2 separate regions of the Homo sapiens genome follow, and region 2 is linked to region 1. A link is a loop called in an ENCODE intact Hi-C map of the cell type or tissue named here. Cell type or tissue: PC-9. All regions are shown on one strand.

Region 1 (8,000 bases):
CCAAAGCACAGAGATTTTGTTTATCTAACAGGAATATGCTGCAAATAACAGTCTACAACATTAAGCCAAGGCTAGAGTTGTGGATAGAGTTCTTGAGTTCAGTGATACGATAATTTCCTACCTTCATCTTCTCATTTGAAAGTTACCAGCAAATCTTCCATCAGTTCTAATGTGATGCATCTCTGCTTATTTCTGCATTTAACAGCATTGATACCCAGGGATTATTCATTCGAGTCATTTAAATTCTTGTTTTGTATTCAGAAAAAGAGGATTTTCTGGTTCCTCTTTTCTTTTTAATTATATTTATGTGTTTCCTCCATATTCTGATAAAAGTACCATAGAATTATCTTTTATTTACTTATTTATTTTCGATACTGTGTTTCAAATTAAATGGCCTGTTTTCAGCCTGGTTTCTTATTTAAAAGATAGTTTTCACAAGAACTGCTTAAAAAAAAATTCTCCGTGGCTCACGCCTGTAATCCCAGCACTTTGAGAGGCCGAGGCAGGCAGATCACGAGGTCAGGAGTTCGAGACCAGCCTGGCTAACATAGTGAAACCCCGTCTCTACTAAAACTACAAAAATTAGCTGGGCATGGTGGCAGATGCCTATGATCCCAGCTACTTGGGAGGCTGAGGCAGGGGAATTGCTTGAACCCAGGAGGCAGAGGTTGCGATGAGCCAAGATTGCGCCACTGCACTCCAGCCTGAGGAACAGAGTGAGACACCGTCTCAAAAATAAAATAAAATAAAATAAAATAATCCCTGAACACCACCAACTGAAATTTTCTTTTATGGTTAATTTTAACATTTTAATCAGCTTTACTGGGGTATAATTTTACATACAACAAAATTCACCAATTTTAAGTGTACAATGAGTTTTGACAAATGTACACGGTCATGCGACAACTTCAACCTCGTCCCAGTATGGAACTTTTCTGTCACCCCCAAGAGTTCCTTTATGCCTTTTTCCAGCCCTTTGTGGACTCATTTTGAGACGTTTTGGTAACGGATTATTGGCTTTCACATGGGAAGATGTAACCTACTCCAGGAAACTAAGGTGGGGGTTTCCCCACTGCACAGACCACCCACCATACGCTCCACCTCTAGACCTCTCAGCAGCCTGTCTTTCTTGCCCTTTCAAACATCTTCATTTGTGTTCCACCAGACAGTAGCCAATACCATTTCCATCTATCAGCTTGGTGAAATGTGCCCTTTAATGGAAGACTAATGAGGCCTAATAGAAAAAGCTTCCTGGCTTTATTGATGTTCCCTGTGACTTTACAGGAGAGAGAGAGATTTAGGTCAGAGTCATTAGACTTTCTCTTCCTTTCCCTGAAATTGTGTGGACTAGCAGCCAGGTCAGCAGGCATGCAATCAAACTCTGGTGTCGCACCATGTCACCTTCCTGGATTAGATGACTGGGGCCGCTGTAACAAAGTACCACAGACCAAGTGGCTTGGACAACAGAAATTTATTGTCTCACAGTTCTGGAGGCCGGAAGTCCAAGGTCAAGGTGTCAGCAGGGTTGCTACCCTCTGAATGCTGAGGGAAATTCTGTTCCAGGCCTGTCTCCTGGCTTCTGGTGCCTTACTGGCCATTTTTGGTGTTCCCAGCAAGTGTTGCTCCTATCTCTGCTTTCATTTTTTGTTTTAATTATTTCTCTTTTTTGAAATGGAGTCTTGCTCTGTTACCCAAGCTGGAGTGCAGTGGCACGATCTCAGCTCACTGTGATCTCCGTCTCCCGGGTTTAAGTGATTCTCCCGCCTCAGCCTCCTGAGTAGCTGGGATTACAGGAGCGTACCACCATGCCAGGCTAATTTTTGTATTTTTAGTAGATGTGGGGTTTCACCATGTTGGCCAGGCTGGTCTCGAACTCCTGATCTCAGGTGATCCACCACCCCCCCTCCCCACCCAACTCGGCCTCCCAAAGTGCTGGGATTACAGGCATGAGTGCTGCGCCCGGCCGACCCCAGGTATTTCTAATGCAGGTGGTCCCACATTTGGAGAAATCCTGCTGGGGGTTGAGGAATGGTTTTGTTCCTAAAGGCACTGCCACTTGTGGAAAATGGAACAGAGAACAGCAGAGATTGAATACAGCATTAAATGCAGTGAGTGAGAAAATCCTTATGTCTGAGCAGTGAGGACATGTTGCTCGGAGATATTTCTCAGTTAGAAATATCTATGGGTTAGAAACATACTATGGGCTAAATGAGAGCTGGTAGAAAAAGGGTGGTTGTCAACTTCCCCTGTTCTTTCCCGAGTCTCACTCTCCCTCCTGCATTCTCTCTCCTTTCTTTCTTTCTTTTCTTTTTTTTTTTTTTTTGCGATGGAGTCTTGCTCTGTTGCCCAGGCTGGAGTGCAGTGGTGCGATCTCGGCTCACTGCAACCTCTGTCTCCTGGCTTCAAGCAATTCTCCTACCTCAGCCTCCCGAGTAGCTGGGATTACAGGCACCCACCACCACGCCCAGCTAATTTTTGCATTTTTAGTAGAGACAGGGTTTCACCACGTTGGCCAGGCTGGTCTCGAACTCCTGACCTCAGGCGATCCTCCCATCTCAGCCTCCCAAAGTGCTGGGATTACAGGCGTGAGCCACTGCACCCGGCCCTCTCCCTCCTTTCTTAGGGAGGAGCTCGACTCAGAACTTTTCCTCGATCCTCTCTGTTGAGATGGTTGATTTCCTCCTTAAAACATTATCTGTTCAGTTTCTTTTAAAAATTTACTCCCCCTGCCCCCATTCTGTAGGAATTGTTGGGTATTGGCTGGGCAAGGAGTTTGGAGCTCTCTGAGCTGATAATGTAAAATCTTTGAGGGGAGAGACTTGAGCTTTCTTTTTTTTTTTTTCTCCTGTAGCATCTGTCCCAGTGTCAGGCACATTTTAGGTGCCCAACAAACATCTGTGGAATGAATGAATGAGTGCTGGCACCACCTATAAGCACACAGTAAGGATAACCATGGAGAGAATATGCCGAGCCTTTTAATCAGCCCAGAAGAGCGCCTTCTGTGTTAAGGCGAAATGCCAGAATCCCAAGGAACAGATTCACCACCCAGGGGCGGGACTCAGGGACTGCTGATACTGAGGCTGCCCTGTGGGTTTTCCTTCCAGATCCCTTCTTGATTTGCCCAAAAGAATTTCACGTTTTGTTTCAGTTAAGGAGAGGCCTTTCCTTACTGCTGACTTTAAGGAAACTGGAAATTGTGCTTGTGGGGGAAGTGGCTTTGGAACTTGGGGCCTCTTTGGGACCTGGTAGGCAATGGGGTTTGGGGGCAAGTTTGTGGGACATGTGTCTGAACAGGAAGGAAGGGAGGAGCAGTGGGGCCAGCCAGGAAGCAGTGCCGAATGCAGATTTCTCTTCTTGTGCAGCTTTGCTTAGAGTTGAACATTACTTCCCAGAGATAGATTGACCCCAATCCTGCAGAGATTGGCTATCCTGCTCTTCAACTTATTTTTAGATATATGGTCTCACTTGAATCTCACATCCAATGAGGAGTTCCTGACCCCTCAATTTAGCTCCACCTGGCATTCCAGAGCAATTCAAGGACCTGGTAGGGCTACTAGCAATCCACTGCTACATATAGGGGAACAATGAGTTTTAAAGCTGCTCAGAAATCTGTGATTCGAGTATCAGGAAATCCTTGACTCTTTATCAAATGTGAAGTTGCTGATTTAAGAAATAAAGTTAAGAAACAATATTCATTAACAGAATGGAATTTAATGCAACCGCTGGTGTTTTGGGGTTATTTTCTGGTCACATAGTGCCCCCTGGTGGGTTCACTGACATACTCTTCTGGAATGCTCCTTTCCCAGGCTGTGCTTTGTGACAAGGCCAGCACCAGCAGGGTGATTCCAAGAATTTGCAGTTTAGGCACAGTCCAACGATGCTCTAAAGATTGTCTGTTAAGGGAAAATATGAGTTATGAAAATGCTGTGGGTTGTACTGTATCCCCCACCAAAAGATACGTTAAAGTCCTAAGCCCCAATACCTGTGAATGCAGACTTATTTGGAAAAAGGGTCTTTGCAGATGTAACTATGAAACTAAGGTGAGGTCATTAGGGCAAGCCCTTAATCCAGTATGACTGTGTTCTTATAAGAGGAGGAGAGGCTGGGTGCAGTGGCTCACACCTGTAATCCCAGCGATTTGGGAGGCTGAGGCGGGAGGATCGCTTGAGCCCAGGATTTGCTGGGCAACATATCGAGACCCCATCTCTACTAAAAATTTAAAAATTAGCCAGACATGGTGGCACGCAGCTGTAGTCTCACCTACTTGGAAGGCTAGTGGGAGGATGGCTTGAGCCCAGGAGTCCGAGGCTGCAGTGAGCTATGATCATATCAATGCACTCCAGTCTGGGCAACAAGGGAGACCCTGACTCAAAAAAACAAAACAAAAACAAAACAAAACAAAACAAAAAAAGAGGAGGAGAGAGACACACAAGGAGAGAATGCCATGTGACAATGGAGACAGACACTGGACTGATGCACCTGCAGACCGAGGAATGCGCAAGGATTGCCAGCAGCCCCCAGAAGCCAGGAGCGGGACATGGAATAGAGTCTCTCTCAACCCCTCAGAAAGTTCTAATCCTGCTGATGCCTTGATTTTGGACTTCAGCGTCCAGAACTGTGAGATGAGATATGTTTGTTGCTTAAGCCTCCCGGTTTATGCTGCTTTGTGATGGCAGCCCAAGCAGACGAATACAGAAAGAAATGGGGATTTGAGTTGGAAGAACTGCTTTGAGTCCCAGCTACCACTTAGTACCTGAATGACCTTGGGCAAAGAAGTTCAATTTTTCTGAGCCTCAGTTTTATAAACTGCAAAATGGAGAAATACAAAAGTAACTGTTCTCCTGCCTCAGGATCCCTGTGAGGATGAAGTGTGACTATGTGTATAAAAATATTTTGTTTATTGTACAGCACTGTGTACTGCAATCTTATTACACAAAGAAAGGAAGGTGGGAGGTAGTAGAGCGGAGTGATTACAAGCTAGGCTCTGGCTGGGCACAGTGGCTCATGCCTGTAATCTCAGCACTTTGGGAGGCTGAGGTGGGTGGATCACCTGAGGTCAGGAGTTTGACCTGGCCAACATGGTGAAATCCCATCTCTACTAGAAATACAAAAAAAAAAAAAAAAATTAGCCAGGTGTGGTGGTGGGTGCCTGTAATCCTAGCTTCTTGGGTGGCTGAAGCAGAAGAATCACTTGAACCTGGGAGGCAGAGATTGCAGTGAGCCAAGATCGCGCCATTGCACTCCAGCCTGGGCAACAGAGCGAGACTCCATCTCAAAAAAAAAAAAAAAAAAGCTAGACTCTGAAGTCAGTTTGCCAGGGTCTGTGAGTGGAAATGTTACAAAGAAGCTTCTCATGAAAACTTGACTCTCAAATGAGCCAAAGGCAGTGATGCCCAGAAATGGAGTTGTGGTAACACTTAAAGGAATGTATCAGTTGTCTATTGCTCTATAATGAACCCCAAAACTTAGTAGCTTCAAATGATTAGCTTATTCTTTCACACGGTCTCCGTGGATCAGGAGTCAAGGGCAACTTAATTGGGTGCTTCTCACTTGGAGTCTCTTGTGAGACTACAGTCACCTGAGGTTTAGACTGGGGCTGGAGGACCCACTTCCCAGATGGCTCACCCACCTGGCTGTCGGCAGGAGGCTGCAGTTCCTCTCCATGTGGTCGTCTTCACAGGTCTGGTGAGTATTTTTACAATATGGCATCTCCTCATTCTTTCCACCTCCCCTTCCTGCCCACCTCACCATGCCCAATGTATTTTTTCTCTTGTCAGTGATTCTCAACCTGTATGGAGTCACAGGCTCACTGTGGCCTAATGAAAACTAGGGACTCTTCCTGAGTAAAGTACACATATGCATTTACACAGAATATTCTAGATAGAATTTCAAGGGGCTCCAAGGTTAAGTACCAATTGGATCCACAGAGAGCTCTGTCAAACGTGAATCAAATTGTGTAATTCCCTGTTTGAATCCTTCTGTGACCCCCACTGTCCATAGGATAAAAAACTTCTTTAGCACACCATGATCTGACTCCAACTTACTTTTAATAACAATAACCTTATCATCACATGGAATGTCTTCTACATGGCAGACACTTTTCACACTTTCTTCCTAATTCTTAGAAGAACTCTGCAAGGAGTGGATTTTATGATTCCATTTTAGAGATAAGGAGAAGCTCAGAGCTGAAATCTGGCCGATTCAGCACCTGCCTCATCTCCCCCACACCCCCAAGTGAATGGTTGAGTTTAGGGGAGCCCGGATTCTTCTGACTCTGAAGCTGGCATCCCTCCAGGCCTGGCCACCCCGCTTTCTGCCCCTTCTTGTCTACTGCCAGGCACGCTCCTTTCTGTTGCTTCAGAACCACTCATCATTTCCAGACATGCTGTGGGTTTTGTGTAGGAAGCTTTTTCTACCTTAAAGGTCCTTTCTTCCCATCTTGTCCTCCTCCTCCAACCTTCTCTAATCATTGTGCTCTGATATCCTATTCCTTCTTCAAGACTCAGGGTGTCATTTCTTCCATGATCTTTTCCTGAACTATGACTTTCCAGTGCTCCTTCACATATTCCACGGCAACCACCAGGCTGTGTCATAATTTCTCATGTACTCACCTATATACTTACTACCCCTAGACTGTTTCTTGAAGGCAAATATCAGTCATGCCTTTCTAACCTTTTTATAAATCTAGCTTTTCATAGGATAGGTGTTCACTGTATATTTGTTGAGTGAGTGAATGAATGAATGAATGGCATTTTCTGTAAGAATTCCCCCTAGCATGTAAATTATCCAGCTTTTGAATAAATGTAGCTAGGATCTAGGGCTTCTTGAGGCTTCAGTCTTTTTAGGATATCTCTCATGAGCCTAGGGGTGGCAGTGTGATGCCACACCTGAAAATACTCTGCCATTTTCAAAGCTTTAACATTTTGGCACCCAAGGGGAGAAGCCACAGAGTTGATCTGTGCCTAGCTTTTGTAGTTAACCTGTCTCATTTGAACAGGCAGGGAAATTGACACTCTGAGAATGAAAGTATTTCTACCCAAGGTCTTGTCATTTAATGTTGTGCTGAATAGGGACCAGGAGCTGGATGTCCTGAGCTGCGTGTTGAGATCTTCTCCCTACAGACAATGTTGAAGACTTGTAAAGGTTCTACCTCTTTGAAATTTTTTTTTTTTTTTAAGATGGAGTCTCACTCTGTTGCCCAGGCTGGAGTGCAGTGGCACTATCTTGGCTCACTGCAACTTCCACCTCCTGGGTTCAAGCCATTCTCCTGCCTCAGTTTCCCCGAATAGCTGGGATTACAGGCATATGCCACCACGCCTGGCTAATTTTTGTATTTTTAGTAGAGACAGGGTTTCACCATGTTGGCTAGGCTGGTCTTGAACTAACGACCTCAGGTGATCCGCCCATCTCGGCCTCCCAAAGTGCTGGGATTACAAGTGTGAGCCACCACGCCTGGCCTACCTTCGAAATCTTAAAGGGCAAAGCTGACTTCAAACAGACTTCAAGCAGTTGTTTTGGTATGGCTCCATTTTAATAAGAAAAAATATAAATATGTAGATGGATACATCGACAAAGTGGTAAAAGAATATGCATCAAGTAATAACTGTTATCTCTGGGATTAGATTAAACTTATTTATTTATTTATGTATTTATTTATGTATTTATTTTGAGATGGCATCTTGCTCTGTCACCCAAGCTAGAGTGCAGTGGCACATTCTTGGCTCACTGCAATCTCCGCCTTTGGGGTTCAAGAGATTCTCTTGCCTCAGCCTTCCAAGTAGCTGGGACGACAGGCGTGTGCCACCACGCCTGGTTAATTTTTGTATGTTTAGTAGAGAGGGGGTTTCACCGTGTTGGCCAGGCTGGTCTCGAACTCCTGGCCCCAAGTGCCTGCCTGGGCCTCCCAAAGTGCTGGGATTATAGGCGTGAGCCACTGCACCCAGCCTCTGGGATTTTAAATTATTTTTATTTACTTTTTAATGTATGTTTTAAAATCTTTC
Region 2 (8,000 bases), 570 kb after region 1:
TGCACCCCCTTCACACCCTTTCATTTGTATCCTTTGTAATATTCTTTATAATGAACCTGTAAACTGAGTTCTGTGAGCCACGCTAGCAAATTAACCAAACTCAAGGAGGAAGTGGTGGAACCCCAAGTCATAGAAACACAGGTGAAGCAACCTGGGGCTTGTGGTTGACATTGAAAGTGGGGGGCAGTCTTGTGTGACTGAGCCCTCAATCTGAGGTTGAGGGATTTGATGCTATCTCCAGGTACTACCAGAATTGAATTGGAGGATACCCAGATGGTGTCCACTACAGAATTGATTGTTTGCTGGTATGTGAGAGATTGGTCCCAGAAGTCTTCTGTGTTGATTATTGTGGGATGAGATCAGAGAAAAAAACAGTTTGTGTTTTTACTAGGCAAAAACGCTTACTCTTAGCTGGGCACAGTGACTCACATCTGTAATCCCAGCAGTTTGAGAAGCTGAGGTGGGTGGATCGCTTGAGCTCAGGAGTTTGAGACCAACCTGGGCAACATACCAAAACCCCATCTCTACCAAAAATACAAAAATTAATCGGGTGTGGTAGTGCATGCCTGTGGTTTCAGCTACATGGGAGGCTGATGTGGGAGGATCATTTGAGCCTGGGAGGCGGAGGTTGCAGAGAGCAGAGATCCCGCCACTGCACTACAGCCTGGATGATAAAGTGATACCTTGTCTCAAAATAAATAAATAAATAAAACCTATTCATTATCATTTATATTCCTCCTATTGTTTCTATACATGATCTTGGAGGTGTAAAATAATTATCATAATGTTGTACTTAATAAGTAAGACACCTAGAGGCAGAAATACCATTTGATCCAGCAATCCCATTACGAGGTATGTACCCAAAAGAATATAAATCAAAAGATAAATGCATGCGTATATTCACTGCAGCACTGTTCACAATAGCAAAGACATGGACTCAACCTAACTGCCCATCAATGATAGATTGGATAAAGAAAATGTGGTACATATGTACCATAGAATACTATGCAGCCATAAAAAGGAATGAGATCATGTCCTTTGCAGGGATGTGAATGGAGTTGGAAGCCATTATACTCAGCAAAGTAATGCAGGAACAGAAAACCAAACACTGCATGTTCTTACTTATAAGTGGGAGCCGAATGAGAACACATGGACTCCTGTGGGGGAACAACACAAGCTGGGGCCTATTGAGGGGAGGGGAGGGAGAGCATCAGGAAGAATAGCTAATGGATTCCGGGCAAAATACCTAAGTGATGGGATGACCTGTGCAGCAAACCACCATGGCACACGTTTACCTATGTAACAAACCTGCATATCCTGCACATGGACCCCAGAATTAAAATAAAAGTTGAAGAAAAAAATAAGCAAGACTAAAAACAGGCCACTATTCTAACCATAACACAGATTAGAAATAAAATGATCTCTGTATCTGCATATTATGTCTGGAAATCTTAGTTTTGTTATTAAATGTAACCGTATCCACTCCAATTGCTGAAAAACAATGTGTGCAAGTCACCTAGCTACAAAGAAATAATATTGCTCTGAGCTGTAACAATAGCTGATTAAATACTTTATGGAAAGAAATGTCTGTCCTGGACAACTCAAATGGGTATGGAGTGATGGAAAAAAAACACTGAACTGCAAATTTTGAGATCTGGTTCTGGCACTGTCTAGAATTAAGATCTTATTTAAGCCAATTTGTAGAACATGGACAATCTCTATAAAAGTCAAATCTTTGATAGAAAAGTTTGTTCTTTCTAGCTCTAAAATATTATTCTAATGCTTTAATTTCATTCATCACCTGTTATTGGGTAAAAAAGAATACTACCTTGGTTAATAGTTAATGTTAACTTTAAAAATCATCTTCTTTTAGCTTCACAGTTGTCAGTTAGCTTAAAATTATTAACATGAGGTGCCGGGAGCGGTGGCTCATGCCTGTAATCCCAGCACTTTGGGAGGCCAAGGAGGGCCGATCATGAGGTCAGGAGTTGGAGACCAGCCTGGCCAATACGGTGAAAGCCCGTCTCTACTGAAAATACAAAAAATTAGCCGGCCGTGGTGGCGCGTGCCTGTAGTCCCAGCTACTCGGGAGACTGAGGCAGAAGAATCGCTTGAACCCGGGAGGCAGAGGTTGCAGTGAGCTGAGATCACGCCACTGTGCTCCAGCCTAGGCAATAGCGGGAGACTCTGTGTCAAAAAAAAAAATTATTAACCTGAGGTAATGATGGGACTTCTATATTTCAGCTGGGTGTCAATGTCTTTTTCCTTGAATGTGTGTTAATATCTTCCTTTACCACACTTCAAATAGTTTGCATCCTATCTGAGGATCAAAGATAAAACTTTGAAGTGCTTTATCAGCCTGGAAACCTATTGTGAGGGCACGTAGGCAGCAGTCAGTTCACGCTGTAACTCTGCTATGTCACCTCAAGTGGCTGGAATCAGGTGTCAGCAACACAAATTGCAAATAAAAAACACCTTGCCTTGTACCTATTTTCACAACATTTATTCTTATTGAAAAACCTTTATTTATTGTTTTCTTTCTCTTTTTAAGTTATAGGTTAATAACCCATAGGATTATTACCGAAGAGAATACTTGTTTATCTTGTTAAACTTTCCCTTTGAAAAGGCCCTTGTTGTACCCTTCTTAATGAAAACCAAGACTCACAGTACGGTTTTGGGCATCTGCTCAGTGTGTATGGTGGGTGTCCCTGCAAAGCAATATATAAATCTAATTTTCATAAATGCAATTTTATATAATAATATATTGGGGAGCTTGATAGTTTAAAGGAGGTCTTTAGTAACAACTTTATCAACAACTGTTTTGTTATGTAAATCCCCATTTCCTAATTGCTTTATTTGAAGTTTTGATTTTTAATGATACTAGATTTTCTTAAATCTAGTATCCATAGGGCACATCCATAAACGTTGTAAAAAATGATTTCAGGACTAGACCTGGTGGCTCATGTCTGTAATCCCAACACTTTGGGAGGCCAAGGTGGGAGGATGGCTTGAGCCCAGTTCAAGACCAGGCTGGGTAACATAGCAAGATCCTGTCTTAATTTTAAAATATTTTTAAAAAAATTTTAGAATCGCCAGAAAAGAAAAACAAACAAAAAACAGAAAAGTAGCATCTGAAACACAAGAAAGGGAAGTCCATCTATCTCTAATCTCTGTGGCCAAGTAAGTTCTTCACTCAGCACAGAGCAGGGACAGGTATGTGGCAAGTGTCAAGGCAGAGGGTCTTCTGTGATCTTTTAATGGCAATACAGTTGGGCCAGGGCATGGTGGCAAATAAGAATAATATGAAGAAAACTAGAAAATAAAAGATTTCATAAAGTCTTTGGGCAGTTTTAAAATGTTTAATCTGTAATAATGATCATTGAAAGATGATATTTTAGAAGAATGTATACATTTCATTAAAACACACATTGGATTTTCTGCTCCAAGTATCTGTTGGCTCTAATTCTACTCATCTTCCAGTCTTGGGTTTTCAGTGCTCACCTGACACCAGGATCTGAATTTAAAATATCTTGGGCACCACCTTGTGGTCCAATTGTTCTACCCTTTGTAAAAGTGCTTATGCAAGCTATTTACTCATTACTTCGTACATAATTACAGCCTAAAGTATTTATGGTTAAAAGCAACCACTGCATTTTTGAAGGTCTCATGCAGTCAAAGAGGAAGTTCATGATTGCATTTAGTCTGTACTTAATGGATACTCTAAGTCTAATCATTCCCAAGTACAATAAACTTTGGATAATATGATTAAATACTTCTGCCATGATTCTTTTAACCTTCATATTGACTTTGTTAACGTTTGAAACGGTTGCCTTGGTGAGAGGGGATAGCAGAAACTAGATTTATAGCTGTACTGTTTGGGTCAAATTTTACCCACTGTTCTTAGATACTGAGGATTAAGGATGAAAAATTATAGCCTGCAAAACTTATGTCCACACAAAATCTGTACATAGATATTCATAGAAGCTTTATTCATAATTGCCAAAACTTGGAAATTACTAAGATGTCCTTCAGTAGGTGAATGGATAAGTAAACTGTGGTACATCCTGAATATCATTCATCACTAAAAGGAAATAAGCTATTGAGCCTCTACAAGACATGAAGAACCTTAAATGCATGAAAGAAGCCAATCTGAAAAGGCCACACACTATAAGATTCCAAGTATATGCTATTCTGAAAAAGACAAAACTATGGAAACAATAAAAAGATCAGTGGTTGCCAGGAGTTGGAGGGAGGGAGGGAGGGAGGGAGGGATGAGTGAGTGGAGCACAGATGACTTTTAGGCCAGTGAAACTCCTCTGTGTGATACCGTAGTGGTGGAAACATGTCCTTACACATTTGTCAAAACCCATAAAATGTACAACACTAAGAGTGAACCTTAATGTAAACTACAGACTGGTGATAATGATGTGTCAATATAGATTTATTGATTGTAACAAACGTACTACTCTGTAGGAAATGCTGATAGTGAGGGAGGCCTGGAAAGAGGATATGGGAACTCTCTGCATTTTCTGTTCAATTTTCTGGGAACCTAAAGAGGTTTTGAAAAATAAAGTCTATTTAAAAAAAAAAAAATTATAAGCTGAATCCTCGCAGTTAATTTAGCTTCTTTCACAACCAAACTTTTACAAGTAACTGAGTTAAGTCGTTTCCTCCCTAATTTGAAGGCACTATTAATGACAACATAAAAGCACAAAACACAGTACTTAAGCACTATGTGATACACTCTTTTAAAACTAATCTTCCACCATGCACGGAGGCTCACGCCTGTAATCTCAGCACTTTGGGAGGCCGAGGAGGTCAGATCATGAGGTCAAGAGTTCGAGACCAGCCTGCCCAACATGGTGAAACCGCGTCTCTACTAAAAGTAAAAAAATTAGCCAGGCTATGTGGTGGGCGCCTGTAATCTCAGCTGCTCGGGAGACTGAGGCAGAAGAATCGCTTGAAATCAGAAGGCAAAGGTTTCAGTGAGCCGAGATCACGCCACTGCACTCCAGCCTGGGCAAAAGAGCAAAACTCCATCTCAAAAAAAACCAAACAGCCGGGCCTGGTGGCTCACGCCTGTAATCCCAGCACTTTGGGAGGCCAAGGCGGGCGGATCAGCTGAGGTCAGGAGTTCGAGACCAGCCTCAATATGGAGAAACCCCGTCTCTACTAAAAATACAAAATTAGCCAGGCGTGGTGGTGCATGCCTGTAATCCCAGCTACTCAGGAGGCTGAGGCAGGAGAATTGCTTGAACCTGGGAGGCGGAGGTTGCGGTGAGCCGAGATCATGCCATTGCACTCCAGCCTGGGAAACAAGAGCAAAACTCCATCTCAAAGAGAAAAAAAAAAAACAAACAAACTAATCTTCAGCATTTGGTCTCTCAAGTTGCCCACTTGGCCCTCTTTCAAGTGTACCTTCCTTCCTTTTCTTCCTTTCCTTACTTCTCTAAAGCTTTTTAATAAACTTTCACTCCTGCTCTAAAAAACAAAAACAAACAAACAAACAAAACAAATCTTTTAAATAAAAATCAGTCTGATCAAAGAAAATTACAGCAAGTAGTACAGAGAGGTAGCTCTTTAACACTTAGTAAATGTCTTAAGTGTATTGTTTGGGGGAAAGGACACATTGAAACAGCGTTAAGAATTGATTCTGCGTGCTCCAATTACATTTTTTTTAAATTCCGGTTTCAGGCACACTGGAAAGTGTGGGAAGAGAAAGTTCTTGCTGAAATTTTGATTAAATTTTCAGTCTCAGGAGACTGACCCAAACATTTCATGGTTCACAGATGGCTTATAACAGTGGTTCCCAACATTTTTGTTGCCAGGGACCAGTTTCGTGGAAGACAATTTTTCCACGAACTAGGGGTGGTAGGGATGGTTTCGGTATGAAACTGTTCCATCTCAGATCATCAGGCATTAGTTAGATTATCATTAAGAGCCAGCACCCTAGATCCCTCACATGCACAGTTCACAATAGGGTTTGAGCTCCTGTGAGACTAATATCACTGCTGATCTGACAGGAGGCGGAGCTCAGGTGGTAATGCTCACCCACTGCTCACCTCCGGCTATGCAGCCTGGTTGCTAACAGACCACAGACCAGCACCTGTCTGCAGCCCAGGAGTTGGGGACCCCTGGCTTAAAACAAAGTAGTCAAGTGATTGCATATTCATTTGTAGCCCTGAAATGACAACAAAATAGAGCAGCACTACAGTCAGCAGACAGTTTCCATAGGGATCAACAGGCAGATTCAGCTTGATTACAGCTACTGATGTCATGGAAGTATCATGTCCCAATCGCGTTTCTCACTGCTGACTTTATTACACATTTGCTGGGCCCTATCTGGATCCAGAAGTTCCAATGGCCTTTGGATTTACCCTTTCACATTGTCTGGCTTCTACTACAGATTACATATGACCTCTTTTGTTTGACTCTTCGGCTTCTTCGAGGGTTGGGTCTGACAAACTCAGGGTCCTTTGCCTCTCATGTTGGAATAAGATGGAAAAAACCTACAAAAGCTAGAAGATAGTGGGAAGAGAAGCTCCAAATGTGTGGGTTATTCAGGGATGAGGGAGACGGAAGTGAGGGAAAAGCAGCTTCTGAAGGGACTGTTCAGGCGGAGAAGGAGGAGAGGTCAGTGGTGCCTCTTCCCAAAGTCACTTTAAAATTACTGTCCATTCTGTCTCCCTAGAGCCTCTTCAAAGTGCCACCTTTACTGCTGCCAGTCTCATCTCACACACCCATATGTAGCTTTATATTTGTTTCTCTGTTTGAAAATCAGAAGGGAGGCTGAGGTCTTTGGACACACTCAGCTAAACTGACAAATCCAGCTGACCTGCAAGGACCACAGTGACACTGAGAGAATTCTACCTGCGCTGGTGACCTGTTCATTCTGCTTGACCAGGGAAGCAGAGAAAAGCACCATTTTGGACAAATACTGAAAGGCAGTACCAATCCTGGGACTTCTTGGTGTTTTGTACATAACTTTTGGTATCAGCACACACAGCACTTTACAACTGGCCATGGCCAGGCTCAGCAGAACTAATTCATGAGCCTGGGCTAGAACACAAATCAGCAGGAAGGTTTGCAGGAAAGGCACGATTCCCCACACTGGGTGGACTCCCTTGTTTAAGTGACAGCAGGCAGACATGGGAGGAATGGAAGGAGGGGTTAAATAATAGAGCACGATGCTAAGGAGGTCAAAATGGGAGATTTGCAACCCAAATGCCCTGGAAATCTGCTCCATTCTATGGCTGCAGTCCACATTTCTCAGTCCATAGGCTGCCAACTCACAAATGTCTGCTGTTCTTCACACATGAAAGAGGCAGTGGAAGGATTCGGGGGAAACCTGTGTCAGCTACAGAGAAAAAATTCATGTTCATGTCCTTTAGACAGCAGCTTAACAACATTAACAACATGGCCTTCTTCAAAAGGCAGTGGGAGGCATGAGTGGAGAGCTGTAACAGGTTAGGGTTGGTTCCAGCTACAGTTCCAGAAAACCCCAAGTCACAATAGCTCATCTTCATGGAGCATGTACTGTTAACCAGGCACTGTCCTAGACACCTGGGACCCATCCGTGAACAACAAACAAACAAACAAACAAAATCCTTGCTCTTGTACAGCTCACATTTTGTGGGGTGAGGGTGGGGTGGAAACAATACTCAAATGAAAGGAAGGAAGAAAGGAAGGAAGGGAGGGAGGGAGGGAGGGAGGAAGGACAGAAGGAAGGAAGGGACAGAGGGAGGGAGATGGAGCAGAGGAGGGAGAGGGGGAGAACAATATGTTAGAAAGGGATAACTCTTGGTGACCAGGGAAGTCACTCCCACGGCTATGTGGAAATTAGCCTGAGGCTTAGCTTTCATTATCACTGTCCCCCAGGGTGTGCTTGTCTAAGAGGTATTCCGCCGAGCCAGATTCGGGCGCTCCCATCTTGCACAAGTTGGTCACGTGCTCACCCAATTCTTTGATGGCTTTCACCTGCTTATTCAGGTAATGTGTCT

What was found. Peaks named below come from ENCODE experiments on the same cell type or tissue, not always from the same donor. Only the 100,000 strongest peaks of a DNase experiment are listed, where the experiment ranks them.
Region 2: it touches region 1 in a loop (4-fold over the local background); 15 of 110 quality-filtered maps call a loop at or near these places.

What each region holds. Positions count from the first base shown.
Region 1 is chr1:229,253,972-229,261,971 of GRCh38, reverse strand. RAB4A-AS1 (RAB4A antisense RNA 1) reads left to right here. Exons shown (of 2, transcript NR_149313.1): 2 at 2,852-5,080. It overlaps LOC102723935 (a long non-coding RNA gene), which reads left to right and starts at 5,274. Exons shown (of 3, transcript XR_426935.4): 1 at 5,274-5,685. LOC124904540 (a long non-coding RNA gene) reads right to left here. Exons shown (of 2, transcript XR_007066924.1): 2 at 3,692-3,893. RefSeq lists an enhancer at 7,326-8,000. In PC-9, CTCF peaks have their summits at 3,538, 3,740 (motif pointing left), 6,651 and 6,872; a DNase peak (open chromatin) is centred at 3,781.
Region 2 is chr1:228,687,679-228,695,678 of GRCh38, reverse strand. It overlaps a transcript of RHOU not described here and the pseudogene FTH1P2. Among named protein-coding and RNA genes, the nearest start is that of RHOU, 44 kb to the left of the region's middle. In PC-9, a CTCF peak has its summit at 3,575 (motif pointing left); a DNase peak (open chromatin) is centred at 3,528; H3K27me3 peaks cover 2,336 bases.